Linked DNA regions of Homo sapiens: region 1 is linked to region 2. A link is a loop called in an ENCODE intact Hi-C map of the cell type or tissue named here. Cell type or tissue: mammary epithelial cell. All regions are shown on one strand. Links, peaks and the distances in the headings refer to the core of each region. The heading gives the core; the rest is flanking DNA. Region 1 has its middle 100 kb from the start of LINC00867. Region 2 has its middle 75 kb from the start of PRLHR.

Evidence for each region. Peaks named below come from ENCODE experiments on the same cell type or tissue, not always from the same donor. Only the 100,000 strongest peaks of a DNase experiment are listed, where the experiment ranks them.
Region 1: a loop joins it to region 2, with 5 times the contacts of the local background. A loop is called at or near these places in 1 of 110 quality-filtered maps.

Annotation. Positions count from the first base shown.
Region 1 is chr10:118,453,884-118,469,145 of GRCh38, reverse strand. No RefSeq gene overlaps it. Among named protein-coding and RNA genes, the nearest start is that of LINC00867, 100 kb to the right of the region's middle. In mammary epithelial cell, for the core only: a CTCF peak has its summit at 9,359 (motif pointing right); a DNase peak (open chromatin) is centred at 9,365.
Region 2 is chr10:118,513,045-118,528,306 of GRCh38, reverse strand. No RefSeq gene overlaps it. Among named protein-coding and RNA genes, the nearest start is that of PRLHR, 75 kb to the left of the region's middle. In mammary epithelial cell, for the core only: no CTCF peak of the experiment used is centred there; DNase peaks (open chromatin) are centred at 4,326 and 5,356; H3K27ac peaks cover 2,390 bases.

The DNA.
Region 1 (15,262 bases), core at 7,344-11,343, 63 kb after region 2:
TTTGGAAAGATTGATACTAATAGCTCAGTGTTATTTTTCACAGGGAAAATAAACCATACGTCACATATAACCATAAACCTTTAGGACTTTTTGGGAGGTGGGGTATAGGAAAGATGAGTTCTTTGAAAGTGTAGGCGCATATTTCTAGAATGCAAATCTGATCACATGACTCCCCTGCTGAAAACCTTCAGTAGCCCCATGTTCCTCTTGGCATGAAGTTCAAATTCCTTGTTATGACCCCAACCCTGAGCAGCATGGGCTCATCCACCCTGTGATTCTCTCTTCTACCCCTCTGCCTCGTGTTCCAGGCTCCTGCCATGATAAAGGGTCCCTGGGGTCCTGAATGGGCATTTTCTCTCACCACTGCACCTTTGAGCAACCACCAGACTCTGTCCCCTCCTCAGTTACTTGGCTAACTCCACTCCTGAATGCCAGGAGCTTATGCATCACCTCCTGCAGAAAAGGGCTTCCCTGATCCTCTTGATCTAAGTGCTCTCCTGTGTGTCTTATAGGGCCATGGATTGCCCCTCTCATAGCACCCATTGCATCTATATTGTGCCTGTGCTTATTCTCCCTAGACGGTGTCCTCCGTGAAGGCAGGGGCCCCTTCTAGTTCATGATGGGTGGGTGGGAGGCTCTTGATTTTTGGTTCCATGAACAAGTGAATGAATGCTTTGCTGAAAAGATAAAACCAACAGCTTACAGGTTAGAATAACATTCACTATGCAACACTAGTAAGTAAAGTCCCCGCTTGAGATCGTCAGTCGCTTTTGGGGACTAGAGCAGGGAGTGCATTTGTACCTGTAATAAAAGCACCTTTGACTGAGAGTTCCAGGAAATCCTCTTAAATGACTCCATTTCTATGCTTTTATTGACATATATTCTTGCTACTGAAAACCTGTCATGACAATTTCACATTTCAAAGTGCTGAAAGAATGTGCCTAGGTTGAAACTTTCTTTCATTTGCCAGGATGTCAAGTTTTATTCCTGGGTGCATTTTTTTCCCTAGCCGGCTTTTCTGTCCTCGATAATGGAGGGTTGTAATGGAAATGCTGCAGATTCATCGGCTGCAATGTGGTGAGCATCACTGTTATAATACAGCCAGCGATAGGTACCTGCAGTCCACAGAATGACTCTTGACTGAACAGAAGAAGCAATTTTGAGAGGCGATAAGGCATGCCACGCTTAGGGACTGCATAGTCCCTCCTGCAGAATAGTTAAGGAATTATAATAAAGAGACAGGTCCACAATCATTCTTTCAAAGTGGCTCTAAACAGTCGTGATAATGTGGTATCTGAACTTTTAATGACACCGAAAGAGAAGGCTCTCTGTTGTCGTTGCAAATGTTTGCAAAAGCACCTCGAGACAGAAATCCCAAAGAATTTGCTTCGAAATAACCTGCCAGCCACCCATTTGCCAAATATCCTAATTAGACACATTTACAACAACACTGTCAGGGTAAGAAATGGGATGAGGACTTTTGAGATGATAGAATGGGTGATATACAAATATTTTGGGTGAGACATAATCAGTTAATTGGTTTATTAAATTATAAAACCATTGTTTGCCGAAAGAGCAATAAAACTAACGAAATGAATAGTCACCCCTTTGAAGACTTCTTACATTAATTATGTTTTTGCATCACTTGCAGCAGCGGTGTTAGACAAAGGGCTTTTTATCTTTACATGCCATAGCTACAATGTATTGTGGCACAAATGATGGCACCGACTTTATGTCTACATAATTACAGAAATCTTATCCCTTTTGTGTTTGCACATCATTTTCGGTTTTTTGGAATAGTTAAACTCCATTTTACTTTTTAATAACATTTTAGAAATCATTGTGATTCAGGTAAACAGAATTTGATTGCTTTGATGGATTGAAAATGGTTAGCTCAGCCCGAGCTTATTTGATTTGTTTCTTCAGGGATTACAAAGAATAGGATTTTATCTCCAGACTGACAAAAGAGACAAACTCTGCATTTTTGCCTATGCAGTGCCAGAGCTGCTAAGCCACAGCTCCCCCACAGGGAAATATATTAGGCAGGGGCTGGATTTTTATTCACGACCTGCATTTTCATTCCATCATACATTAGGTGGGCGGGGAGGAGGCGTACTTCACCCTTATTTTGCTTACGAGATTTTTTTTTTTGTAGTAAGAGAAAATCTGGGTGATTGCATGGCACTAAATACAACAGATCCCAGGAAGACAATTTGATAAAACAACGCCTGTCCTTCTTACTAATGGTCACTTTAGGCAAAGGCCCATCTGCTAATTGAACGAGTTTTAAGAGGCAACATGCTGATTACTTGCCAGGGCTCACCTAGAGACAGGTCGCTGTGGGTTTCCTGAAAGCTCCAATCCAAGACCCAAGCAGATTGTGTGGTGTTCCTGATACTGCTCTTTATTTTATCTGGTGTGACCTGTGACCTGACATGTGTGTGGCAGGAGGAGACCAGGAACATGTGATGTATAATGCAGAGAAAAACTACAGTGCATGGCAGATACCCTTGCTCAACACAGCCTTCTTGGATCAGGGAGGATGGCATCCCCTTAATTTTTGGCTCTTTAGGAAAACGTCTTTACATCCTGACTTCCTGGGGGATGGGAGCTGTGGTTAGCCAACTTTGAGTTGTTGGGTTTCAGAGACCTGTACTGATCCTGTCGTGGGCTGGTAACAAAGTACTTGGAGAAAAAGCAGTAGGATTTGGAAAGAAAATCTGGATCCAGATTTCTAACCAATCTCATCACCTGTTTGACCTTGGACAAAGTTTTGAAACCCACTTATCTCAGTTTTCTCCTGGAATCACTGGAGGGGTTAAATTAGTCCACATAAGCCCCTGATCCAGTGACTGGTATGGAGTGGAGGTCCAATGTGCGTTTGTTGATGCTGCTGTTTATTGAGGGTGTGGTCATCACCCTGAGTATCTACCATGTGGTCGAGAAGGCTGCACTCAGATGAGGAACAAGTGTTTGAAGCACACTGGCACCTTTTTGTACTAGAGGTCCCTAATGAGGGATAGCATCTTAATAAACCTATATAGGGTTACAGGAAATCTTGTTATATCACGATGGGGTCTTTTGATTGTGACTGAAACAGACCAATTTCATATAGATTCCCTGCTAGAAACAATTGCAAATGTTCAGCAAATACCCTCATGCAAATAACCACCAGGCCAAATCTCATTACAACAAATCCAGTTTATAAAAAGCAAAAAGCAACAACCTAAACTATCCCTAATGGCACTAAAACGTCCTCCAGTCTTATTTGCTGCTTAATTGATTTAAAAAAGGAACTAATGCAATAAAAATAATAGTTTGTGCAATCCTTTGAAATCTTATACAATGCCATTAGACCTATTCCTGGAAACAAACAGAGTCAACTCATAATCAGGGTTAGGAGATGCTAATCAAAGAAGGTTCTCAGGGGGAGGTGATTTTTTCCTTCCTTCCTTCCTCCCTTTCCTTCCTTCCTTCCTTCCTTCCTTCCTTCCTTCCTTCCTTCCTTCCTTCCTCCTTCCCTCCTTTCCTCCTTCTTTCTCTTTCTCTCTCTCTCTTTCTTTCCTTTCCTTTTTTTCTTCTTTCTTTCTTTTAAGGCAGGGAGGAAAATTGAGGCTGGGAAAATTGTCTATGTGCAAAGGTAGAAATAATGCAAGTCATGGTGGAACCAGAGGACAGCAATCTGAGGGGAAAGAGAAAAGCTGGCAGAGTTAAAGCATCTCCGCCTGAGGGTTAGTTCCTAGCTGAGAAATACGAATGATATTTGAGGAAGAGCAGTTCTTACTCCAGTAAGGATTTACCGAACACTCAAGAAACTAGCCTTCAAATGATTTTCCATGGCCTCTACAGCTTAAAATAGATCCCAGGCCCCCTGAATGTCCTAGCTAAAATGGTTTCTTTTGGCATCATTCACAAGGAGTTAAAACCATCTTGCAGATATTGGCACATAGAACCCAATTCTCTTTCTCTCGCTGTTTACTCCTGATATGGTTTGACTCTGTGTCCCCACCCAAATCTCACCTTAATTTGTAATTCTCACGCATTGAGGGAGGGACCTGTAATCCCCAGTGTCGAGGGAGGGAGGTGATTGGATCATGGGGTGGTTTCCCCCATGCTGTTCTCATGATAGTGAGTGACTGCTCACGAGATCTGATGGTTTTGTTTGTTTGCTAGTGTGTGTGGTTTTTTTTTTTTTGAGACAGAGTCTTACTCTGTTGCCCAGGCTGGAGTGCAGTGCACCATCTCAGCTCACTGCAACTTCTGCCTCCCAGGTTCAAGCAATTCTCCTGCCTCAGCCTCCCTAGTAGCTGGAATTACAGGCACCCGCCATCACGCCTGGCTAATTTTTGTATTTTTAGTAGAGATAGTATTTTGCCATGTTGATCAGACTGGTCTCAAACTCCTGAACTCAGGCAATCCACCTGTCTCGGCCTCCTAAAGTGCTAGGATTACAGGCGTGAGCCACCATGCCCAGCTAATCTGATAGTTTTATAGGGTGCTCTTCCCCTTTGCTTTCTCTTCTCTCTCTGCCACCTTGTAAAGAAGGTGTCTGCTTCCCCTTCCGCCATGACTGTAAGTTTCCTGAGGCTTCCCCAGACTTGCAGAGTCAATTAGATCTCTTTCCTTTATAAGTTACCCAGTCTCTGGGAAGTTCTTTATAGCAGTGTGAGAATGGACTAATACAACCCCACAATAGGTCTGCCGTGTGGTTGTAACCATGCATTTAGATGAGTCCAACTTGGCTTCCTGCCCTGGAAGTGATCTCTGTCTTCCCATCTCCTTTTTCTTTTTTTCAGTGAGAAACAGACCCATAGTGCAGGCAGGACTGTTCCGAGGATGGGATAGTTGGGGGGTTAGGGGCATATGTGAGGGGGGACGTGTAACTGGACCACATCTGGGCAGTGGGGTTGACAGCAGAGCTTCCCAGTATCTGTGTCTCCCAGGCATTAATGTGACAATCATAAGTTTTAGGAAGCTGAGTTGTCTTCTATGCCAGAAGTCAAGAGAGTCTATGAACAATGACAGAAGCAGATTGGAACCCTAGGCAGGCAGATTTGTGAGGTCAAAGCCAGCAGGGGTCTGTACTGAAGACAATAGGTGTGAGACTTGAAGACACCCACCCCCAGAACCCCAAATGGGGAGTGGGAACAGCAGGCAACCTCCTCAGCTGTGGACAGCCACCTTGCCCAAGGTCACACCCTCCCTTAGAGGAACCCACATCCCATGATTGAGCGAGGCTGGAGGATGAAGCCCTGGCCATTTTGCCTCAACAGGGGACAACTCTGACAGGCCACATTCATCTAGAGCTCTGTGCCATATTGGCAGTCTTCTCCCTCTGCCCAATCCCAAATTCTTCCTTCATTCCACATGTGTGGATCCCCTATAAACATCTTGCAGCCCAAACTCCATCACAGCAGCAGCTTCCAGAAAACTCCACCTATACTGGCAGGAAAGGACTCTGAACATGATGCCCAGAGTGGGACGGAGAAAGGTTTGTAGACAACAGGTGCCAGTTTGGCAGCAGCAGAATTAAGAAATCTACGGGCATCTGCTGGGCAGTAAAGCAGGCAGGATTCTGGATGGAGCCTGGAAGTCAGGGAAAGGCGTGGGTCATCAGGAGAGGGGTGACGATCCTTTGTGGAAGTCCCCGGATTATCCCAGCGTGCTCCCTGGTAGGGCAATATGTTCGGGCTGCTATAGCAAAGTACCATAGACTGGGTGGCTTATAAACAGTCATTTACTTCTCACAGCTCTGGACGTGGGAAGTTCAAGGTCAAGGTGCCAGCAGACTTTGTATCTGGTGTCTGGTGAGGGTCTGGCTCACAGCCTGCACCTTTTTGCTGCGTGCTCACGTGGTAGAAGGAGTGAGGGGTCTCTCAGGCCTCTTTGATAAGGACACTAATCCCATTCATGAGAGCCCCACCCTCATGACCTAATCCCATCCCAAAGGTCTCACCTCCTAATGCCATCACCTTGAGGGTGAGGATTTCAGTATGTGAACTGTGGGGGACATGAACACTAAGGCTATAATATGCAGGATGTCATGTTAGGGACTGGGCAACTTGGTACTAACAGATGGGAGAGCAGACAGATAAATTCATCTGGCTAGAAAGAGGGACGATCAAAGAACTCAAAGTAGACTCTGAAGTTGTCCCGAAAATTCCCTTCCTTCTTAAGCCAAAGCATCTTATGGCAGGTACCCTACCTGTTGTTTGCATGTAGAAGATGCTTTCTTAGTAACTGCAGCATAAATGCATGAACAAATAAGTGTTGAAGAGTCCCTGCAGCCCGACCCAGAGAGCAGTGGAGGTTGGCACAGCCCAGACCCTGGGGGAATGTGGATACTGGCTGCTGTGAGCATTGTCCAGGGCTGTTGAAGAATTAAATTTGTTCAGGTTCACCCAGTCTTGTCTATGGTTCTGAATACCTTTCAGCATTCAGGCCACAAAGTGATGGCTGACAGGCACAATTCCAGCCCATTTGCATATATGTAAAGTTATTTGACTTGGTACTGATTTCTTTGCTTGTCAGGCATTTCCCTCTTACATTTGGCATGCCATGTCAAATTCTACATTCTTTTCATCAATCTGCTCTTACAACCTACTCCACCAACTGTCCCGCAAATGAATTTCAGGAACAATGGCCAACAGTGCATTAGAGAGTCTTTGTAGAGGGATAGCTGTCTTGAGCACCTTTCATCCACAGGGACATCTTGTGTCTCTATCTTGCTGGAAGGGAAGATGTATTTTTAGGTTTTAAGGAAGAAAAATAACTATATCAAGGACAAAGTTATGAAATTTATAGGTCTTAGCACCCATTGATCATTACCCAAGCTAAGGATTAATTCCTCATGAAAGCTAAACTCATCAATTTTATTTGGATGTTTCCATTTTGAAATTCCCTTAACCATAATTTAAAGGGGATAGTGAACATTTTGGAGACCTGGAGAAAGTATCTCACATAAAATCTGATTAGCTCAGTTTATGTCCTATGAAACTTTCTGGTGAAGACAGGTGAAAGGGTTCTTTAATTTGCCATTTCTTATATAAATACATTTATGAGTTCTGAAGGGAAAATTCTTTAGAGTGTAAAGTACAGTTCGTTATGCTATTTCTGTGTGGCGGCTTTCACATCCTACGAGGGCTTTGAGCTTTTTTTTTTAAATATGGCTTTCATCCTTCAGGTCTCAATCCTGTAGGCACATGCCAAGCCAGCCTACTTCATTAGATAAATCTGACTTCTTGGTCTTCCTCTTGGCTGGGTTAGGGGTTGGGCATCAGAAAATGTAGGGTCTTTAGTGAAAAATGGGACACCTCACAAACTCAGTGCGGGTACGTTATTGATGACCAGAACCAAGGGTGTCAAGTTGAGTGAGAGAGTCTGATGAGTTACCATGTCCTACCAGTCTCTACTGCCAGTGAGAGGGGGCCAACCATAATTGTTCTGGGAGAATGATGACTTGGGGCTGGTGAGACTTTGGTTTATAATCCAATGAATGGTGAAACTGTTTACACACCTCTGGTTATTTCACCATTTGAACACTCTGACTACCAATCTTGCTATCCTAAGAATATATCATTGGACATTCTTTCTTGATAACTGTCTTCCTAGTCAGAAAAGATTATTTCTCCTGAGTCATAAATTAGTATGAATGCCCAGTGAGGATAATTATAATAACGATAATGAAAACAATAGCAACCATTCATCTGTGCCAGGCACTGTGCAAAGATACTTTATAGCCATACAAATAGCTCTGCCATTTAAATTTCCCAATAATTTTGGGACAGAGACCTCACTATCCTCACCGACAAATGAGCAAACTAGGGCCCAGAGAAACGGTGCTATTGCTGGATAGCTACAAAGTGTAAGAGCCCCCAGGTCTGTGTGACCCCCAAAGCCCATGCTTGTAACCACCATGCTGAGCTCTGCCAGAAGTACGACTGGTGCTCTGGGGTACCTGAGGCTGATTGTACCACAATGGCCCATCAATCCCATTATTGCCAGCATGTCTCCTGGTGCACATATGCAAAAAATTCTCTAGAGCTGGAAGAGCTTGGCTGTACAGAATGTGTGTTATCAGCTTCATAGACATTACCTAGATGTTCATTATGTATTACATATTGATTTAATACACACTAGTTATTATTAAATTTCAATTAATTAGTTATTCATTATTAATTAGTTGTTAAATATTAAATAGTGATTGTGCCAATTCAAAAATTTTCCACTTTCTCCACATCCTTGTTTTCATCTGGATCTGTTATTGCCAGATTTTTTTAATGAATGATATGTTGGGAGCTGAATACTGTCTCATCAAGATTTTGATCTGCATTTCCTTCATTCCTCATAAATCGTGCAATATACTGGCCATTTGGGCTCTCTCTTCTACGAATTGCCTGCTTGTGCTTTTTTCTCTTGTGTTCTATTGGGTTATTTGCCTTTAAAAAATAGATTTCTAGGAAATCTTTATATAGCCTGGATACTAAGATTTCATTGGACATTTGTGCTGCAAATATCTTCTGCTGACACTGTTTAAGGTGACTTTTACAAAAGTTGTATACAGGATAATTGTATACATCCGTTATTGCTTTTTTCTAGGCATTTTTGCATCCTATTTATAGATAGTCTCCTTTTTTGTTGTAAACTTCTAAGTTTGGGTTTTCAAACTGAGGCCTATATTACATTTGAGATATATTATTATTATTCTGTACTTTGACGTATGATCTAAATTTATTTTTGCACAGAAGAATAATCAGTTTCTCCAGTACCACTTATCCTGAGTGAGGGCCTTCTGCTCTGATTTAAAATATCCATCTCTCCTATATCAAGTTTCCATGCATATGTGGGTTTGTTTCTGAGCTTTGTCTATTCTTGTGCCAATACTGATTTAATTAACGTATCTTTATAAGCAAGTCATGCTTCTTAATTCTTGTTCAAATGAATTTTGTTATTCTTAGTTATATAGATTTTAGCCTCAGCATGTCAATAATCTACTAAAAAACGAATTTGTTGTCTGATGAATTAAATTCACTGATCTTTCAGTGTTTAAGGATTTGAGCACATCGTATAGTGGGTTTCACTCACCAGGTGAATTCATTCATTAATACAATTCATCTGCAGCTCACCCAAGCTGGCTTAAAGCTGACCATTGACTACATTTTTAACCCTCATTGCGTGTTTAATTAAATACATGTCAGGATTTTAGTTAATTTGATTAGTAAACTGAATCTGAGGTCTATGGGTCAGAAGATAGTTGGGCTTTGTAATTGTAGATAAGAATCACATGAAATCATATGAAGAAGAAAGTCATCTCTGCTTAGAATACAGCCGTCCCGATGCATTTTACAAAAGAAGCCACCAGAGGGCAGAATGAGCACGAGAGTCCCACTGGCTTTCCTGGGCAGAGGACGACAGAAGCCCTCATCAGTTCTGACCACCGCACGTTCAGTGTATTGAGCTGGGACAAACGTTTTTTGGGAGAGATGTTTTTCAGCTGCTTCTCAGGATGACGTTTGCTGCTGGTCTTGTCTCAGTTGAAGTATTTTCCCCCAGCACACCGAAAGAGGAGCTCACTTCCTGATTGTTGCAATCAAACCTTTGACTTTTGTCACAAGTAAATGCTGTTTAATGAAATTTAAAAAGGAAAAATAAACAAGCAAACAACACTCCAACCACGTAGCAGGATCTCAAACACTTCAGTGCAAAGCCAGGTGACTCACCAAATGATATAAGGTCATACTTCCAACTGGGCTATTTTCTAGCTGGCAACACTATTTCGTTTCTACTGATAAAAGATCCTATTTATTGGAGGGCAAGTTGATGGGTGGGTATTTCATGGCCACGGAAGTTATTTGGTGACAACCTGTCCACTTTTGCTTATATTGCCAACGCAAACAGCATGATCTTCTGGAGTACTGATTTGTTCACAAATAGAAAGGACATCACATTTTGTAATTCTCTTTGCCAAGGGAAACAAACCAAGGTATAATGTAGTTGTTCCTGTCAGGCTAGGTAGAAGAAAGGAGGAGCTGAACCTTCTGTGGGCGCATGCCTTCCATTCAGCATGTTTTGTGGAATGCGTGTTAGGCATTCTCCCTAGTTCGAGATGCCTTGGAGGCCACTGTCCTGTCTTGATTTAACTGAACCTCATTGAAAGAGATCCCTTCACACTGGGGAAGTCGTTCAGAACAGTAAAAGATAAGATCCTTCACATAAAAAAAAAAGTTTGAGTTTGACTACATCCGCAGTAGCTGTGATTATGACTTCTGTTATTTAGTTCAAAACTTATTACAGGGTTTCTTTGGTTCCCCATGAAATTCTTCCATCTTTATTTTCATGGCAAACAGTAGCTCAGATGTCCCCTCCTCTGGGATGCCTCCCTAGATGTCACCAAGCAACATCAGCTACTCTTTCTCTCAGAGGCTCTTACTCTTGTCACTGGCATGGCCAAAAAGTGTTTGAATGTTCATGCCAAGGCTACTGAGAACAGACAGCACGGGTCCCAGACACCAGCACAGATTTGGGCACATGGCATAACTCACCAGTGTTTGCAGAATTAAAGTGAGGGTCTATCCTCTCTTCCCAGGCCCTAAACAGAATCTTTGGAAAACACCACCAAGCTTTCATGTAACCATCTCGGTGTAACCCAGCAGGCTGCTTTGATGCGAGGAGCTTCAGCCACATGGCTCTGCTCTGCCGACATTTGGGTGTGTGTTCTCCAGAGCTCTGTAATATCTGAAAACTGATTTACCCTAGCTTAAATCCAAGGCTTTGACACTTCAAAAAGTTGAATTTTTCTTATTCAACATAATAAATGGCTTTCCTGTGCCTAGGAGTTTATGGTTTATGTCCTGGGAGGGAAAGAAAGGGTAATAAAAAGAATATGGCCTTCTGGGTCAGTCAATAGGTACTCAAATATTTGCTGTCAATTTGAGTCAATGATTCACAGAGTTGAAAATATTAAATACACTACAAATAATTCATGCATTGAGTGCCTTGCTAAGTGATTGACAGCTATGCTAAGTGCTTGCTTTAAAGTTTTATCTTCTTTAATCTTTAAAACTCTTTGAGGTAGATAATCTAGTTAGTCCCATTTTACAGATAGGAAAACTGAAGTTCAGAGAGTTTAAGTAAGTCTCCTGATGCCACACAGCTTGTAAGTGTCTGAGCCATGATTTGAACCCTGCCATTTTGACTCCAGCAGAGTTCCTGCACATGGAATGCATTAGATAAATAATAGATGTGCTCCCCTTCCTGTTCCTGCTGCAATGGCCTCCTAAAGCCTTTGTAAAAAATAATACTGTTATGGACTACTCAGGTTTAAAAAATGTGATATATATTTCTATTTAGCTCCTGCCCCTTCTGATCTTTCTCTAGTAATGTCTGGGAGCTACTGTATTCGATGAAAACAGAACTCCACGTCTCCAAGGCTACAGGCCTCCTGAAATGGAGAAGAGACCCCAAGCAAAGTGGTCTTTCCAGGAGACATCAAGTGCGGTCATCACAGTGACTCTCCTCTCATCTCCTCCTCACAGCATTGGACTTGCCTTTAAGATCTCCAGTTTAGAACAGCTTCAGCTGGGGGATGGCAATGGGGAATGGGATGGAAGCCAGAATTTGCTCTCCTAAATCTGGCCCGAGCGATAGAAGGCATCTTTGGCCTGAAGAAGTGTAATACAAAGAAAATCCTAATTGCTACAGCTAAGTAATTAGAAGATCCAACCTATATATCATAGTGTGGCCACCCCTTTAATTATGTGCACAGTTCGGTCGGTGACTAATGCATCTTCTTTCCTAGATGAGCGTATTTAATATCCTGTGATGGCAACAAGTTTCAAGCTGATTTATCGTTATTTTGTTTGGTCAGATGATTTTCCTGCATTTTAATGTGTTTTGTGGTTACATATTTGCTATGAACAAACAATGCTTTTCCCAGGTAGTACGCTCTAAAATGCTGGCTGCACGATTTGTTTACTATTCTTTTAGGCCTCTGAGAAATCAAAAAACATTATGTACTTATTTTTGAGTAGCTGCACTAAAATCTTAAACAGTCTCCTTAGAGCCCTTCTTTCTCTGGCAGTATGTACACACGCAATAAAATATTTGAAAAATTATCAATTTCTTTGAGTCTCATTCTGACACCTGGATAGGAAGTTTTGATATGAAACTCTAATAACCATATGACCAGCAGCATCCACTAACCGTGAGATGGTATCTGACTTCAAAGGTGCTAAGGACAACACATTCTAGAATGCACATGGTATTACATTAGACATGCCACTGAAATTTTAAAAAGTAGTAATAATAATAAACAGAACATTTTAAACATACACTCTAAAGGCTTATGCTCAGATCCAGTGAAGTGGTGGAAAGACTCCAGGCATTGGAATCAGACAGACTTGGGTTCAAATCCCAACTCTGTCTCTCATTAGCTGGGTGGTGCAAGGTGACTTTGTTTAACTTCACTGGAACTAAATTCCAGTAAAAAAGGAATCAGCTTACCTTCTTTGCACAGTGTCTCTGAGGATGAGAGACTTTGCCTAATGAGGCCCCCAGCCTGGTACCTGGGATACAGTGGGTGCTCAGTGAGTGCTAGCTCCTATTGTAATTGTAACCCGAATACATTTGGGCCTTCCTGCTCACAGAATCCAAAAGAAACACGAATCAATTTTGAAAGCCCTGGTGGTAATGTGTACATCCTTGAAGCACTCTTTCTTGAAAGGCAATAGAGGGGAAATTGCACACACACACACACACACACACACACACACACACACACACACACGCAGCCAAACTTCTAAAATAGCCTCTATTCCTCTCTCTCTGAAGTACCCCAAATTATTTTTCTCCCTTTTTAATTTCAAAACTCCAGCCCCACACCAGTTCCCCAAAGCCTCTCTTGTCCCTTTGGCTCCCTTCTCCCCACCCCCCTCAGGGGCTGTTTTCCAGCCAAAACTCAGCCCTCCCTGGCACAGAGAGAGTCTCCTGCTCTCAGCCCTGCGACTCCATCCCTGGCCTCATCTCAGCAAAAGCAAGACAAGGGGCTGAGCAGAAGAAAGCCTTCCTCTTTAGAAGGAGAGAAGAGAGAGGCCAGAAAGTCTCATGCCCTGTATGTGAGAGGAAACACTCTCAGGTTATGTTCAACAGAAATTATTTTAAAAAGCAAGCTACGCGATTAGAGTGTATGCTCTTTTTTGGGTTGTTGAAGAGAAGTGAATGATCGGAAAGTAAAAGAAAATAGTAGACCAGGGAAGAAGGTGAGAATGACAATAGAAGGGTTAGGGGGCTGCAAAGGGGAGGAGAGAAGAGAGGGATACATTATGGGGAGGCCTGAGAGTCACTGGCCGCCTGGGAGCCGATGGCTGTGTCTTCTGCTTCCATAGCAAATTGCTGACTTGTCCGGAACATTTATCACTTTCTCAGCGCTTTTATGTGGATTGATTTATTTTCACAACAAATTTATTTCTGTGTGTTGATTTGTTCTCACACTCACCCCAGGAGGTAGGAACTTTAGTATCCCCACCCTACAGATGAGTCCACTGAGGCAGAGCCGATCTCAGTGACTTGTCTGAGATCCCAAAGCCAGAACCCAAAGTCAGGCAGCCTGGCCCCAGGGCCCACATTCTTAACTGCAGTGTTATCCAGCAACCCAGGTCACAAAGAAAGAAACACAGGAACGACTTCAACACTGCAGATTAGCCTGCACCACCCGAAGCCTTTTAGGAGAAAAGAAAGGAGGCCCGTGGCTGTGCAACTTGTTCCCCAGAGGCCAAAACTGTTCTGGAACGTGATTGGTCCTTGGTAAACATCTGGGGACAGACAGACAAGTGTGTCCAGTGGGACGGGAATGAATTTTAGCATGAGAGGAGAAGGGTAGGGATCTCTCTGCCACCATGCAATGGAGAATTTTCACCATGCAATGCAGAATTTTCAACATGAAACCCTACTATTGGCCTATTTAAAATTCTACTACGAAAATGACAGAGTTTTCAATAGGAAACCCTACTATACTGGATAGGCCATAGTAGGGATTTGGGTTGAAAAGTAACCAACCAGCCAGAAAGACACAAAGCTAGCAAACGTTTCATGGTGGTTTGGGGTAAGTGGAAGTTGCTTTTTTTTGTTTTTCCTTTTAAAAATATGTCCTGAAAGCATAAGGGATATTTCTTTAGAATAACCCCCCTTATGAATTACACGAATATCCCAACATCAAAGTATGTGAGGAGAAGCATCAGGCGTGGCACCTGGCATACGAACAACATCTCCCAGCAGGACATTGCAAAGAAAACAGCAGAGGATGTCCAGATACTTTAGTTTTGATTTTGTTTTAAAGGAGCTTATAAAGGATAAGGAGGACTTTTCTAAGGTTCTGGTGTAGGGGCCCAGTTTAAACAAATGCCATTGAAATCCAGTAATAGAAACCCTAAATCAGTTGTAGCCTCAGGGGACCTCTTTGCCCCTGTGGACTTCAGAATTGTCACTGTGCTTCTTGATGGAACTCGAAATAAAAGCAGAGGTCCATTGCAGAAGGTCCATTTTAAAAAAGATTTTTGTGTGTGGTTTTTCCTACCCAGTGCTAGGTTTGGGATTAGCATCCAAAAATGAAGGTTATTTCTTTCTATCCAGCTCTAATTCTGAATCTGTCAAGGGATACTCGTCCCATTTAGTGCTGAGAATTTCACAGGCGGTAAACAGCATCTGGGCATCACTTACCTCCTTTGATGTTGAACACAATTTACAATGAAAGCTTTGGGAGACATTTAAAACCATGCAAGGTCCTAAATCATTAAAGGAATGTGGTGCTAGACTTTAAAAATGATAATTGAATGCATTCAACAATAAAGCTGCCAAATCTTAGTGGCCTGTTTGCTAGAGGCTCTTTTGGAGAAACTGAGCTAGATTTAACAAAAAAAAAGCACATGGTAGAACTTCTCAAATAAGAAATTGTTGTTACTTGAATTAAACACAGATTGAGGCAGGTAAAAATAAAAAGAAAAATAGATGCGCTAATAACATCCAAATTACCAAACAATCAGAATGTAATCATACTGGACACCTTTTGGAGTGTGACCCAATTATCCTTCTACTTCTCTGAGTCCCTGTAACTGTCTGGCCCATAAATCTATCACCTCTTTTCCATAGGCCAAATGCAGCTTGGTTTGCTTGGGACATTCCTAATTTATGTCTTTTATCCTGATGTAAATAAAAAAAATTTTATTATAGAAAACTTCGAAAATGTATAAAAATATACACAATAGAATAA
Region 2 (15,262 bases), core at 3,666-7,665:
TGGGAAGCTGAGGCAGGAGGGTTGCTTGAGCCCAGGAATTCGAGGGTCTAGTGAGCTATGATCACATCACTGTACCCCAGCCTGGAAAACAGAGCAAGACCCTGTCTCTAAAAACCCACTAGCCGAACAAAAATAAGTGTTCACTCCCACGACAAAGGACCATGATGTGTTGCATCTGCGACTGTAACATTCTCTGGCAGCAATCTGGTAGGACTGGAATGAATGTAGAAGCCACATGTTTATGAGATGGTGGCCGGACATAAAAGTTGGAAATTTGAGGGAAATTTTTATTTAGGAGTAAACCACAAGGAAGACTGGGAATAAGGAGGAGAAGAAAATGCCATTCAAGACCCAGGGAAGTGATGTAATCCCAATTTCCTGGAGATTTTGCAGTCAGAGTTCCAGAAAGGTCAATCATCTCTTGCTGTCCATCACTTGTAGGCCCACTCAGAGGGGATGCCAGGGCTGCAGTGCAGAATCCAGGTGGGTAGGAACTTCCTGACTTTCTTTACACTTGGCTCATTGTATTCATTTTTTTCGTGGCGGTGTGAGAGGGTCAGACTATTTTTTGGGTGGGAGAAAGGACTTGGGCACTCAGGAGGGTGACTGCCAACCTGACAGGACCTGAGGCGCATCGGTCTGACTGTGCCTCAGAGGGTGCTGCAGTGGCCCGCAGGGCCTCACCGCATGAAGGGACAGAGCTGCCATCCTGGTTGACTAGGATGCTTTATTGATGCAGCAGCTCATTCAAGGCCCTGTGTTTTCCTTCTGTGGCTCTGATTTTCAGCTCCAGATCTTTTCATCGTTATCAAAGTTTACACTCACAGAGTCAAAGGCTGAGTAAATATTTTGCTACACAAATTTGTATTGTATTGAAACTGAATACGCCTCTGACAATGCTTTTGAGTAAGCAATAAGACCGTGTACACAGAGAATCTTGTAAAAATTTAGCTGGGAAAGGGGGCTCCTTGCTCCACTCCAAAGGGGGCCATAGTCCCACACACTCAGAAGTCAGACTTCAGGCAGCCCTGACACTGACCCCAGCCTGCTTCACAGGTCATCCGCCATGTCTCCTCCTGAAATGAGATAATACATGTAGCCCGTGGAAGGAACTGCCTGGTGGCCATGCTCAGCACAGGATCACGTCCAGAAAACACATTAGCTTGGCACCCACAAAGCATTAAAAACTCATCCGAATCTTTACCAGGTAATTCCAAGCAAAATAGAGATATCTTGTCCAGTTGATAGCAAAATTCCCCAAATATCTCTCCATTCCTATGAGCCTCTCTAAGCCTCATTTTTCTAATCTGAAAAATCTGAACAGTACTTTTGTCTACTTTGCAGGGTTTTAGGAAACATCAACTACAATAATACCTGTAAAGTGTTCAGCACAGTGCCCAGCTCATATTAAGCTTCCATCTCTCCAGTCCTGTGGAAACCCCCATATCCCACAAAGCTCCCTTGGGCCTGAGAATGAATCTTGCTAATATGGCAACATCCTACACCCTCATGGACACCAAACACCAGCCATTTCTCCACTGGCTTCCTTAATTAATGACATAGCCTCTTTCATCAACAAGTATGACTTACATCAGAGCCCAAAGGAAAGCTGTTTTTAGAAAGCAAGTTAGGGAGGGGCAGGCTCAGGGGAACCCTCTGATTACCACCTTCCATTTGGAATACTTAGGACGATGCCTAAGATCCAAAGCCTTCAATGGAAGGGGCAGCATGGTTGAGAAAAGTCAGAAATTCCCATGGGACATCCCCAGAAGTTTTCAGAACTACTACAAAAATCATATTAATAATTATGGCTCACTCAAAACCCATTTCAGCCCCTTTCTCCTTGCTGTCTTCTACTAGAAAGGCAGAGGAATGAAAAATTCACTTCCCTAGCTCTCAGCTAGGAATAGCCATTTGACATGGTGTCTTACTCTGTTTTCTGTTGCTGTTACAATAGAATACCACAGACTGGGTAATTTATAAAGACCAGAAGTTTATTTGCTAATGGTTTTATAGTCTGTAAAGTCCAAGAGCATGGCACCAGCATCAGGCAAGGGTCATCCCATGGTGGGATGGTGGAAGGTAGAAGCAAGCATGAGAGAGAGAGAGAGAGAGAGGAAGGAGGAGGAGGAGGAGGAGGAGGAGAGAGTGAGCACATACAAGGTGGCAGAGTTTGCTTTTATAACAACTCCCTCTCACTTTAACTTGCCTGCTCCCTTACTAAAGACATTAGTCCACTGATGAGGGCAGACCCCTCTTATTAAGCCCTACCTCCCAACATTGTTGCATTAGGGATTAAGTTCCCAATACATGAACTTTTGGGGGACATATTCAAACCATAGCACATGGTCTGGCCAATCAAATTGAAGTGGACTGCACTGAGGATTTCTGGGAAGTCTTTTATTTCCACCTTCCTTTCCCTCTCCTTCTTCCCTTCAGAAATAGAGGCATTGTATTAGTCAGTTCTCACACTGACATAAATAAATGCCTTAGACTGGGTAATTTATAAAGAAAAAGAGGTTTAATTGGTTCACGATTCTGCAGGCATGACAGGAAACCTGATGCCGGCATCAGCTTGGCTTCTAAGGAGGCCTCAGGAAACTTACAATCATGGTGGAAGACAAAGTCAGGGGCAGCACTTCACATAGCCGGAGCAGGAGGAAGAGAGAGAGGAAGGAGGTGCTACACACTTTTAAAAAGCCAGATCTCATAAGAACCCACTCACTATCATGAGAACAGCACCAAGGGGAAAATCTACACGCATGATCCGATCACCTCCCACCAGGGCCCACCTTCAACTTTGGGGATTACAATTTCACATGAAATTTGGGTGGCGACACAGATCCACATCATATCATGCATGATAACTGAAGGTACAGTAGCCATTTTGAGGTCATGATGCAAAGTTCAGGAGAATCACAGAGGCTTCAGTCCTCAAATTCTGGAACCTGTTGAACCAACACCAGGTTCAACAGCAGATGTCTACTAGACTTCTTGCTAAATAAGAAAAAAAAGAAAGAAATACAGTAGACCCTTGAACAACATGAGTTTGAACTGCATGGGTCCACTTATACATGGATTTCTTTTTCAACCAAATGTGGATAAAAAATACACAGTATTCTCAGGATGTAAAATCTGCTTATAAGAAAGACTGACTTTTTGTGTATGTTGATTCTGCAGGGACAACTCTAGGAGCTACCTAGAGTTGGAGCTACCTAGAGTTAAAGCTACCTCTTAAGAGGTTAATCCATGTATTAGGATACAGGCTAAGCTTCTGTAACAAAGGCACCCTAAAATTCAGTAGCTCAAACCAGATAGTTCATTCTGTCTTTCATGTAACAGTTCAGAGGTGAGAAGTACAGAGCATACAGGCTGCTCTGCTCCGTGATGTCACCCAGAGCTCCAGGGTTGTTTTGGTTGTGGGTCTACCATTTCCAGGATTGTTGCTCTCCATGACATGTTTGAGGGTGGGTGGTTCAAAAAGAACCATGTTTGCACGCCAGCCCCTAGGAAGGGGGAAAGAAGACGGGAGGCTGAGTAGTCTCCTTTGTAAGGGGCATGACCCAGGGGTTTCTGAAGTCACTACTGCTCACAGGCCATTGGCCAGACCTTCGTCACAGCACCTTGCCTTGCTGCAAGGGAAGCTGGAAAATGTAGTCTCTAGCTGTGTGACTCTGTGTATGTGTGTGCATTGACAGCAGTTTTATTATTAAAAGGACGAGGAGATTGTGGGGCCATTAGCTATCTTGATTGCATTTTCTGTTTCCACTAAATGCATTCTCTAATCAAAACATTATTTATAGCAATAACATTATTAAATTTACTGGATACATTCAATGTTCCTTTTATTCATTATTTCTTTTTTTGAGACGGAATCTCACTCTGTCACCCAGGCTGGAGTGCAATGGTGCAATCTCGGCTCACTGCAACCTCTGCCTCTTGGGTTCAAGCAATTCTCCTGTCTCAGCCTCCTTAGTAGCTGGGATTATAGGCACACACCACTGCACCTGGCTAATTTTTTTGTATTTTAGTAGAGATGGGGTTTCATCGTGTTGCCCAGGCTGGTGTCGAACTCCTGAGCTCAGGCAATCCACCCACCTCAGCCTCCTGAGGTGCTGGGATTACAGGTGTGAGCCACTGTGCCTGGCCTTATTCATTATTTCTAACAGTGGATAGTTGTAAAGAATAATCATCTCAGGATGTTTCTTGAGAGCCACATTTTTCTTGAAAAGTAGAGAAAGGACTTATAGATGTTTCATGATGACCCAAGCTCACTAGGAATTTTCTGAGGTATCATGAACATGGAAATGGAGGGTAAAGTTATGTCAGAACTTGTTTACTTCCAAGGCCACGTGAGTCACAGCAAGCCTGCTCTGGGTGATTCTTTCTCAAAGAAATCCTCTACTAGGATCTAATAGGATCAGCACCAGGACGGGAAGGTTGGGTTTCTCTGAAGGTGCTCAAATTAAACTGGATAAATTGGAGGAGTATGGATTGACCCCATGGTTATGCTGAGAAGGGTTCTAGGCATTCATGTGTCTCAGGTCCTTGAGCAGTAGGTGCTTGCATTAAAAATAACTACTGTCTTCCCAGGACTCTGTTAACAACTGTGGCTAGATCTTACATGCCAGTTGGAGATTCAGGAGCTACACATGAAAACTACACATGGTATCTAATGCAGTGTTCAGCTGAGCACTGGAATGTGAGGAACAAAAGATAAGTAACAGTATGGTTCATTCTCCATTTGCCTCTACTCAGATTCATTCTCCAGCCCTCACTGCTTGCTCTATGCCCTGAGGGGATGACCTTTCCATTTGGCATCACCAAGTTACCCCTCTTGGCTGGCTTCCATTAGGGTTTGGCCAATGGGATATTCTGATTGGTAATCAGAGGGTGGGAAGACAGAGGGGTTGGAGTGCTTCTCCTCTACCCCTTCTGCTTTGGTGCCATGTCTCTCAAAGTGGCAGCTCTGCATATGACTACAGCTCCTCTGAGAGGCCCCTTCTCTGGGTACCAGCTCACACTGGGCTTTGCTAACACGACTTCCTCTTCTTGCCACTGTAGCTGAGGAGTGGTAACAGTGTCCCACTTTTGCTGGTCTCTGGGTGTTTCAACATCCTTGCTGGTTCTGTTAACCTGCCTATACCTCTGTATAGTAGTTTCTTCATTAACATTTCTTTAGTTGAACCACTTGAGTGTGATTCTGTTTCCTGCCTGATTTATGACTCATAAAGTATGGAATTTGGATAAAGAAATGACTGTGTTGAGCTGGAGTCATCATGAAGGGCTTTCAAGCAGCAGTTGGTATAGAACAGGGTTTGGCAAACTATAGCCCATGGCCAGATCTGGTCCACCATCTATTTTGTAAATGAAGCTTCATTGGAATGCAGCCTAACCACTTTTTCATGTATTGTCTACTGCTGCTTTCATGCTGTGGTGGCAAAGTTGAGTTGTTGCCAACAGAGACTGTAAAGCCCACAAAGCTTAAAAATATTTACTATCTGGCCGTTTACAAAATGTTTGCCAGTCTCTGGCATAGAAGTTGGATTGACAGAAGGGATGAAAGAGGAAGTGTAATATAATGGAAAAAGAGGGAGAAATCTGTCCAAGTCCGGACGTGGTGGCTCATGCCTGTATTCTCAGCACTTCGGGAAGCCAAGGCAGGGAGATCACTTGAGGTCAGGAGTTTGATACCACCCTGGCCAATATGGTGAAATCCCATCTCTACTAAAAAAATATAAAAATTAGCCAAGTATGTTGGTTTGCACCTGTAGTCCCATTTACTCAGGAGGCTGAGGTAGGAGAATCTCTTGAACTCGGGAGGGCGAGGTTACAGTGAGCAAAATCATGCCACTGCACTCCAGCCTTGGGGACAAAGCGAGACTCTGTCTCAACAAACAAACTAACAACCCCCAGAAATCTGGGTCCAAATGTCAGTTCAGCCCTCATCAGCTGTGGGCAAGTTAACTTCTCAGAGTCTCAGTTTCCTTATCTGTAAAATAGGTTTTCTTGATGATCCAATGCAAACAGCATGACACCCACAGGTGAATAGTAGGTGATAGTCACTTGCTCTCTACTTTTTTCCCAGTAGGGTATCAATAATGATGTAAGGGAAGACACAGATGTGGGTCTCAGAGAGGCAGCTAATGTGCCGGAGGTATGGTGCATCGGGAAAGTGTGGGAGGTGAGTCTAGATCACACTTGCAAGGAAAACCAGTTTTGCTGGTCCAGTGCAAAATGAAAATGCAGGGGCCCTTAATAAAAAATTATTAGGAATTTCAAGACAGTGACAGCAGCATTAGACAATTCCAGGGCCCTTCTAAGTGTGGAGTCCTATGTGACTGTTCAGGTCACAGGGCCATGAAGTGCTTGGTGTCAAGTCACCAGATGGGGCCTCACCATTCTCAGGGCAGATATTGGTAAAGCAAAGGGAGTGTGAGCCCTGGAGTGGTGCGGTTTGGGTTCTAGTCTTGACATAGCTGCTTGCCAGGTATCTGGGAGAATGAATTATGTGTTCTAGGGTTTGGTGTCCTCTGTAAATTAAGAAGGACCAAGTGAAATCATGTTAAGTCCAGTGTGTGGCACATTGTAGCCCTTACAGCTCTCTTTCCTTTGATGGATTTATTCTTTCTTGGTTAACGTGTGTACTTTACATCCTGTGTCTATCTGGAACCCCATAGAGAATATAACAGCCTGTAGGATGTGGCCAGAATTACCGAGAATTTTAGTCTCAATGTGTGGTTACTTCCTCGGGGCCACATTGATGTTCATATCCTTTCTCCAGGGGAGAAAGATGCTAACAGAAGGGAGAAAACAGCACCTTTCTCCTTGCCAAACTCCCTGCTTCCCTATGCCTTTTGAGTTTCTAAAAACGTCAAGTTGAAAATAAAAATCCATCCTCCCTTCCCCCCAAATGGCCCTTGTCTAGTTTCCATTTGGTGTTAGCATCATGGAATGACTGCAATTTGATCCAGGTCAGAGTGGGGCCCCTTGGTCCTGCCACAGGTTGAAGCAAACACCTCCATGCTCCCCTGAAGATGGCAGGTGCTCCCAGAGCTTCCAAGAGCACCTGGTGTGGGATTTGTATAATGTGCATCTGGCAGGTTGTAATTTGGAGTTTGCAGGTCAGCAAGTGACACCTGCTTGCCTAGGAAGCCACCCCTACTCTCTGGAAGGAAGTTGTAGGGGTGAGTCCTGGTCTGGGGGATCCACTGCATGGGAGGATATGGGTAATGGAGGCATTTGGCCTGTCCCTCAGCGAGCTCCGTCCTGGAGCCAGGAATGGGGAGAGATGGCACTTAGAGGGTTTTGCTTTGTTCTTTTTTAATGGCAGTGGTGGCTTTCTGTCTTAGTTAAGGGACATGTTCTTCCCATTGTTTTTAAACAGCATTGGGAGGCTGCCAGCTTCCATGGTCCAGGTAGAGAGGCAGCACACAGCATATTCCACAGTCAGTGGTATTGGCCGCTGGATACCGGTGTGCAAACAATTTAATCATGTGCTGAATTTTGAACCTGGCAACATGAGCACAACCTCTGTCTATTGGAACAGAGAATGCTTAAAACAAAATAAAACAAAAAACACAAGAAAAGCGTTGATTAGTTAGCATGGTTAAAAACAATTAGAGGGTGCTGGGTTTTTTGTATTGTTGTTTTTTAACGGCATAGTGTGAAGAAGCCTTACAAATGAATTAGAAACTCCCTCTGAATCAATCTGGGCAGACATTACCTTCTGTGTCTCTGATTCCCATGTCCGGCACTTTGGTTTATGCTGGTGTATTTGGCCTTGGTGCTTGCTGGTGACGTTTGGAGATGGGGGCTCTGAGTACACAAAGGGAGTGAGTTAGATGACCTCAAAGGCTCCTTTTTCTACAAAAGGAGGTATGCAAGAAGGTCATTTCTTTTGGCTGAAATGCACAAACAAATCCAAAAGGGTGGATAATCATTCCTCCCTCCTCTTTCCCCAGGCACCTCCACAGGGAATATACGGTAGTCAGCATTACACTTTGAACTTCTTCTTAGTCAACAGAAAGTCAATTGTTCTCTCCAGCCAGTCCTGGAGCCCTTCAGTGGTCTGATTAAAGTCTCCCTCTGCTATTTAAATGCCAAGCCAGAGACCCGGCATTTACCAAAAATAAATGATACATAAAGACTTGACATTTATTTTCAAAGAGGGAGGCCATCTTTCCATCACAGCAGCTAGTTTGTTAGAAGTTATTTTTATCAGACCAAATGATTCGTGTTAGCAAATAAATATAAATCAGCTTATTAGGTCAGCAGGCTAACATGACCTCTGTTCACCATGCTGTTATTGAAAAGGTGGATTCTGATTTTTCAGAGCAGACGTGAGCTGTCTCAAGGATGGCTGATGAGAACACAGGCCATTGCTTCATAGATCTGATAGGCGAAGTTTGCCACCTCTCTCCTTCAGCTTTAGTTTGTAGAGCTTGGGGTAGGATGATACCCAAGGAAGGTAATAGAAAATGGAATAGAGCACTTTACAGGGATAGGACTCAAATCTAGGTCAAGACTGTAACGAGCCTCCCCCAGACAGCTTGTTGACAGTTCAGTGGTAGAGTTTTGGAGACTATTTGGTTAGGTGAGTGTAAGAACAGACCAGTGTGTGGTCTGGAGAGTTCAGATACCAAGTGGCATTCTGTTTCTGCTGTCAGTGGCTGTGCTTCTGCCAGGCTGTCTCTTTGTGGCTTTATACAGCCAAAGCACCCAGCTTCTCACCCTTCTTGACAGCATTTGTTTTACTGATCCTTTTTCTTCTCTACTGTCCATTTAATGGAGTTCGTAGGGCATGACCAGGATTGGAGGGCCTGAGGCTAGGTGTGGCACTGTTTGGTCACTGTTGTGCCTCAAACCTCAGGGAATAACATCTGACCAGGACCAGTTGCATAATTTGTGGGATCCAGTGAAAAATGAAAATGCAGGGCCCTAATTCATAAATCAAGATGGTAGCAGCAGGACCAAGTCAGGGCCCTTCTCAGTAATGGCACAGGGTATACACCCATGTAACTGGCCTTGCCTCAGAGGTAGTAAACATGGGATTAGGATGAGGGAAGTCACCTTCCTGTAAATGGGAAGGGATCTGCTCCTGACTTAGTGGCCAGATGTTCCAGGAAGTGCATTTCTCCAGAGACACTGCATTTCTGCAGTGGGCAGATGTTCCAGGAAGTGCACTTCTCTAGAGAAAACTGATACAGAAAGCTGGCTCCCATGAACAGTTACAAGGGACCGCTCAGAGACAAAGAGAACATCTGCTCAAGCACAAAGTTCCCCCCAGCTGGGATGGCTCCAGTCCTTAGCCCCCTGCCTGCCCCTTTAGCCCCTTGCCATCCCCACAGGCTGATGAATGCTGAAATGGTACTAGCAACTGACATCATCCAGCTTTCTACCTTAAATAAAAAGACAATTCTAACAGTGCTCGGGGAACCAAGGAAGATATCCAAGGAATATATTTTGTTCCCATCCCTACTTATTTGAGATGAACTCCAGGGGAGATCTGCTCTCAAAATAGGAAACGAACACAAGGGAATCATGAAAAGCTTCCATGCCATAAATGATGATCTATTTGGAAGCCAAATAATGGAGAACATATGTTTGAGGAAATAATGTATTCCAAATCCTAAGAAAAATATGAAAAGAAAAGTATTTACATGAAATAAGAGATGATAATGATATTATTAGACCTAAATAAAAGAGATGTTGGTGTAGGTAAGAAAAAAATTTATGGAAACAGATAATGCCAATATAGAAATTAAAATAATATAATCATTTAGTAGCAGAGTAGACACTGTTGAAACTTTTTATAAGATGTGGGAAACAGGTTTGAGAAAAATCTTCCAGATGCAGAGGAAAAGGTCAAAGTGGGGAAATTGGTTAGAGAGATAGTAATTGATGCAGTGGTGAGATTCCATAGATATAGGTATCTAAGTGGATTTACTGAAGAAGAGAAAAATATTCAAAGATATGATAGAAGAAAACTTTCCTGAACCAAAGAAAGATCTGAATTCATGGATTGAAAGGTGCACCATGTATAGGTAAAATTAGTGAAAAATTGCCAAGACCTGGAGAAATAACTATGTCTTGAATCTTAAAAGCATCCTGGTTACCAAGAATAGAAAGGGATATATGGCTAGCTCTAGACTTTTCTGCAATGTTAGATTCCATAAGATGTGGAACAACATTCATGAAGGTGGTTTGAGAGTAAAAAGGGGTACAGTGCAAGAATGTTACGGTCAGCTGTAGCAGATGCTTTTTGTGTCCTACACCACATCTCTTAGACCACTTGTCATTTTAACTGCCCATGGTAGCAGTTTCCAGATATGCTGTCAGCTTCTCACTTCAAGCCTCCAAAGCTGTAGAAGCAAGAAGTCAAAGGGAGCTAATAATGTTCCTTGTTCAATTCTTGACCAATTGGAGGGAAGAGTTGGTAGATGAATGCCCTGGGCTCCCACCTTTTGTGGAACAATTTTGAGGCACTTTCTACAGGGTCCTCAGAGGTCCCCAGGAGCAATGATCTCCAGTTGCCCACAGTGTTAATCAGCTCAATTATACACTCATTATTGATTTTTCCATCTTCCCTATCTCTGTTCCCTCACTGCTGTTTCCCAGGAGCAGCTCCAACATAAACTGCCTGCACTCAAGTCCTTGTCTCAGGCTCCATTTTGGGCAGAACCTAAACTAAGATGCCTACCAAAGTGTTATTTTTGTATGAAAGCAACAGAAAGAAATTTTCACATATTTGAGGACCCAGAAAATAGGCATATATGTACGCTTTGTGATAAAATTACCTGAATATATACAGCAGACAGATGAGAGGTAAATAAAGCAAAGATTTTATAAATTAGGAAATGAGGGGTGAAAATTTAAAAAGGACCAGTAGTGAGCATAGGAACCAATTAAAACACAGAATTAGTCAAATGACCATGGTAAATGTGATTTTAGAGCAATGTAAATATTGTAACTCTTGGAAATGAAAGACAATGAAAAACAATACTATAAACATCAAGATATATTATTTCTACATATCATAAACATCTACATATCAAAAACAATATCCTAAACCTCAAGAAATATTATTTCTATTGTTCTGCTCAAGGACAAAGTTCCTCCCAACTGGGATCTTCCAAAAGTCTCCCCATCATACTCAGAATACAATATTATTTCTTGATGTTGATTAGTCAAGGTATACATCATAAAATATAAATTTTAAAGTCCTAAAGATTGCGCCACTAAGATAAAAAGCACTCTTATGCCTTCTACCTCTGTTCCTGAGCCATTCAGTTGCCTTCCCTACAGGCAAACATCTTAGTTTGTGTCTTTGGAAATATTCAATACTTATACCAGCAATTCTATATATACTTCTCTTTTTTTGCACAAATAACATACTAAAGAACTTCCTTTTTCTTCATGTAAGAGTGAATTTTGTAACAGTACTATTTTGAAAATTATTCCACCCTTTCCTTTTCTACAACTTCAGCGTATTCTTTTGTATGGGTGGGCCTTAAGTCAGAGGTTCCTAACCCCCAGGCCACAGATGGGTACCGGGGCTTGGCGACCTTTGACTTAAGGACCATCCATATGAAGGTACCTGTTTGTGGCCCGTAAAGAGCCAGGCCACACAGCAGTAGGCGACCAACAGGTGATTGAGTGAAGCTTCATGTGTATTTATAGCTGCTTCCCATTGCTCATATTATCACATGAGCTCTACCTCCTGTCAGATCAGTGGCAGCATTAGATTCTCATAGGAACATGAACCCTGTTGTGAATGGTACATGCAAAGGATCGGGATCTAGGTTGCACATTCCTTATGACAATCTAACGCCTGATGATCTTTCACTGTCTCCCATCACCCCCAGATGGGACCATCTAGTTGCAGGAAAATAAGCCCAGGGCTCCCACTGATTCTACATCATGGTGAGTATGTAATAATAATATAAATAAAGCACACAATAAATGTAATGTGCTTGAGTTATCCCAAAACCATCCTCCCAACCCGGTCCATGGAAAAATTGTCTCCCATGAAACCGGTCCCTGGTGCCAAAAATGTTTGGACCACTGCCTTAAGTTATTTTTTTCGGTCTCTCATTATGGGCCTTTAGGGTGTTCCGATCTGTTACTGTTAAAACAATGTCTCAATGAATAACCTTAGCACAGGCATGGGATTACCTTTCCTTTGTAAACCTCTCCTCTTTTGGTTTCCATGATGCTATGCTTTCCTGGTTGTCTTGGGACCTTCTTTGGTTGCCCTTTCTTAGTCTCCTCTGCCAACTTCTCTTCTTTCACTTTGTCCCCTGAATGTTGAAGTTATTGGGATTTCTCTTTTCTCCCTACACTTTCTCCCTAAGTATGCTCATCCACTCCAGGGCCTTAGAACCATCTATATGCTGATGATTGCCCAAATTCTATCTCAACGAAACCTCACCTCTGAATTCCAGTGCCTTCACAGATGTACACACACATGTCCTTTGGATGTTGTAATCTTAACAAGCCCCAAATAGGACTCGAGAAGTTTCCCTGCAAACCACTTATTCCTCAAGCCTTCCCCAAATCAGGCAACAATACACTTTCGATTTCCTCAAGCCAAATCCTGGCAACAATTTTATCTCCAAACCTATTTACAATCCTACACTTTTCCTCTCTCCAGCATTACCACCACCATGTAGACCAGCATCATTGTTCACAGGGACCATGGCATGCCCAGGCTGGTCTCCCCATTCCCACTCTTGCCTCCTACAATCCACCCTGTGTTCATCAGTGGAAAGGACTTTGTAGGATGTAAGTCACCCTTTTTTTCTATACCATAGCAGTTATCATGCTGTAATATAATGGTTTGGTTTTGTGTTTGACCCCCTACAAGACTGGGTCTTCTTGAGTTGCAACTTGTTACTGATTCTCTAGCACCTAGAACAGTAAGGGCACCTATTACAGTAGGAAATTCACATGGAACTGAGTTTCCAAATTACGAAGAATACCTTTAGGTAAAGTTAAGACAACATTTTCCAAATCACCATTAAAATATTAAGGGTTCATTAGAGCAAATGTAGGATATCCCAACCCATCTTTCCTCTCAATGTCCTTTATTCTTTTCATCTTATTATTTGATCTTCAGATGACTTGAAAGAATTTTTTAAGAGAAGCAAAGATCTTTATAGCTATCATATTCCTGAGTCTTTGGGAAGGTTCCCTGTCAGTGTGCAAGGAACTCTAACAATGAAATCATAGTCCTGATAGAATTTCAAGATTTCACGTTATTATCCTACTTGTGAACAATAGTGATTATTATGAACTATTCTTCTGTATAGACACAGACATCTGTGTAGACTGGTTAAGCAACTGAGAATTAATTTATTGGTAATGAACATTTTCAATTTCATTAGATACTCAGAAGCCTACTACATTATCATTATCTGGATGCTAAATTTTAATTGCATGCAGCCTGGTCCCTCAATAATTAACACATTGTATATACCACCTAATTCACAAACTAATTGTCATTTCTTAGATCTTAATATTACTTGCTAATTTTGCCAAGGATAAAAAAAATCCGACTGTCAAAACTCCAGAGTAAATGACATTATACAGGCACAATACTGACAAAACAAGTTAATTTATTGCAAAGTCACAGAGAGAAGGAGTTTTTAATTGCATATTTGTTACCTTCATAAAAGACATAAATGGCTTTTTAGTTACATATTTGCTTATTTCTTACATATTAAAAAAGTGTTAACAAGCCTGATTAAAATTAATTGCAAAGGTCCAAGATCTGAGCAGAGATCCTAGCATTAGCAAACTTCTAATTGAAGCTGAAAGAAGAAGAACGAAAGGAGATGTTGGTGGAATGGGAATCAGAACAGATGTTTGACGGTGGAGATAGGAAATAATTAAATGACCCACCAAGAAAAACAGAATCCAAAGAGAAAAAGCAAACTTGATAATAATAGGAAAATTTTTATTCTAATAATATTAACAATTGGTAACAGTGATTTGTGTTTAAGGCTCAAGATGGAACAATAACCAATATTATTAAACAACTTCCAAGGATGCACACTCTGTTGTTATGGTATGAAAAACTATAATAATGAAAATCATAGAATCACTTGGTAATATTCCAAATCGTTGGTTCCATCTATATGTAGCAAGTTCCATGTAAGCTTCTACTGGCAAAACATGGTTGTTTGTTTGTTTGTTTGTTTGTTTTTTGAGATGGAGTCTCACTCCGTTGCCCAGGCCTGAGTGCAGTGGCGCTATCTCGGCTCACGGCAAGCTCCGCCTCCTGGGTTTACGCCATTCTCCTGCCTCAGCCTCCCGAGTAGCTGGGACTACAGGCATCCGCCACCATGCCTGGCTAATTTTTTTGTATTTTTAGTAGAGACGGGTTTCACCGTGTTAGCCAGGATGGTCTCAATCTCCTGACCTCATGATCTGCCCGCCTCGGCCTCCCAAAGAAAACATGGCATCTTTAATGAGCTGGGGCTGCCATATCATTTAGAGAGAATGGCAGATGGGAAGTACTCTTACCTTTTATTTTCATGATGGTTTGATTATAACATGAGAAAGTATACCATCCTCACTTGTGGGACTGACATTTCCTTAGTCGTGCTTATGTTAAATGTCTTTCAGTTCAGCCACTATCTGCACAGAGGGATGATGTCCTGGGGTAATGACACAGAAGATATGTCTCCAAAAATGAGAAATAGCTCTCCTAACTATCTATAGATAATGCAACATGCCTGTAAAACAGAGCTTTCCGAGGAAAAGGATTTTGAATAAGGAGGAACATGACCATTTATACCATATATAGAAAGGTCAGTAGAAAATGACTATATATCCCGTGAATGAGTTAAACTATTAACTTTCAATTTGTTTTCATGATGCATTTGAGCCAACATGGCTTTCCATTGTTTCGGCAACAAATTAATGACATCATCCATTCTGTTCATAAAGATTTTTTTTCCACAAGGTTATGCATTGATTGTAAATCCTCTTATCCAATGCAGTGAAAAATAGTTATCAGTCAGTTAATTGAAAAAATTGGTTAAAGCAGGGAATTCTAAAATAGGACACATGAGGACTACACCCAAAAGATCTTATTTTAATTTAAAACACAGATTTGTGCTTAATTTACCAATATTTTGATATAAGGCCAAGGCCTTTTCTGTGAGTGTGGGCTTGTTGATTAGATTCTATATTTTTCTTGCATTCAACAAACACTTAAAGCATTACCTATCATTTCCAGAGTTAATTTCTTTAA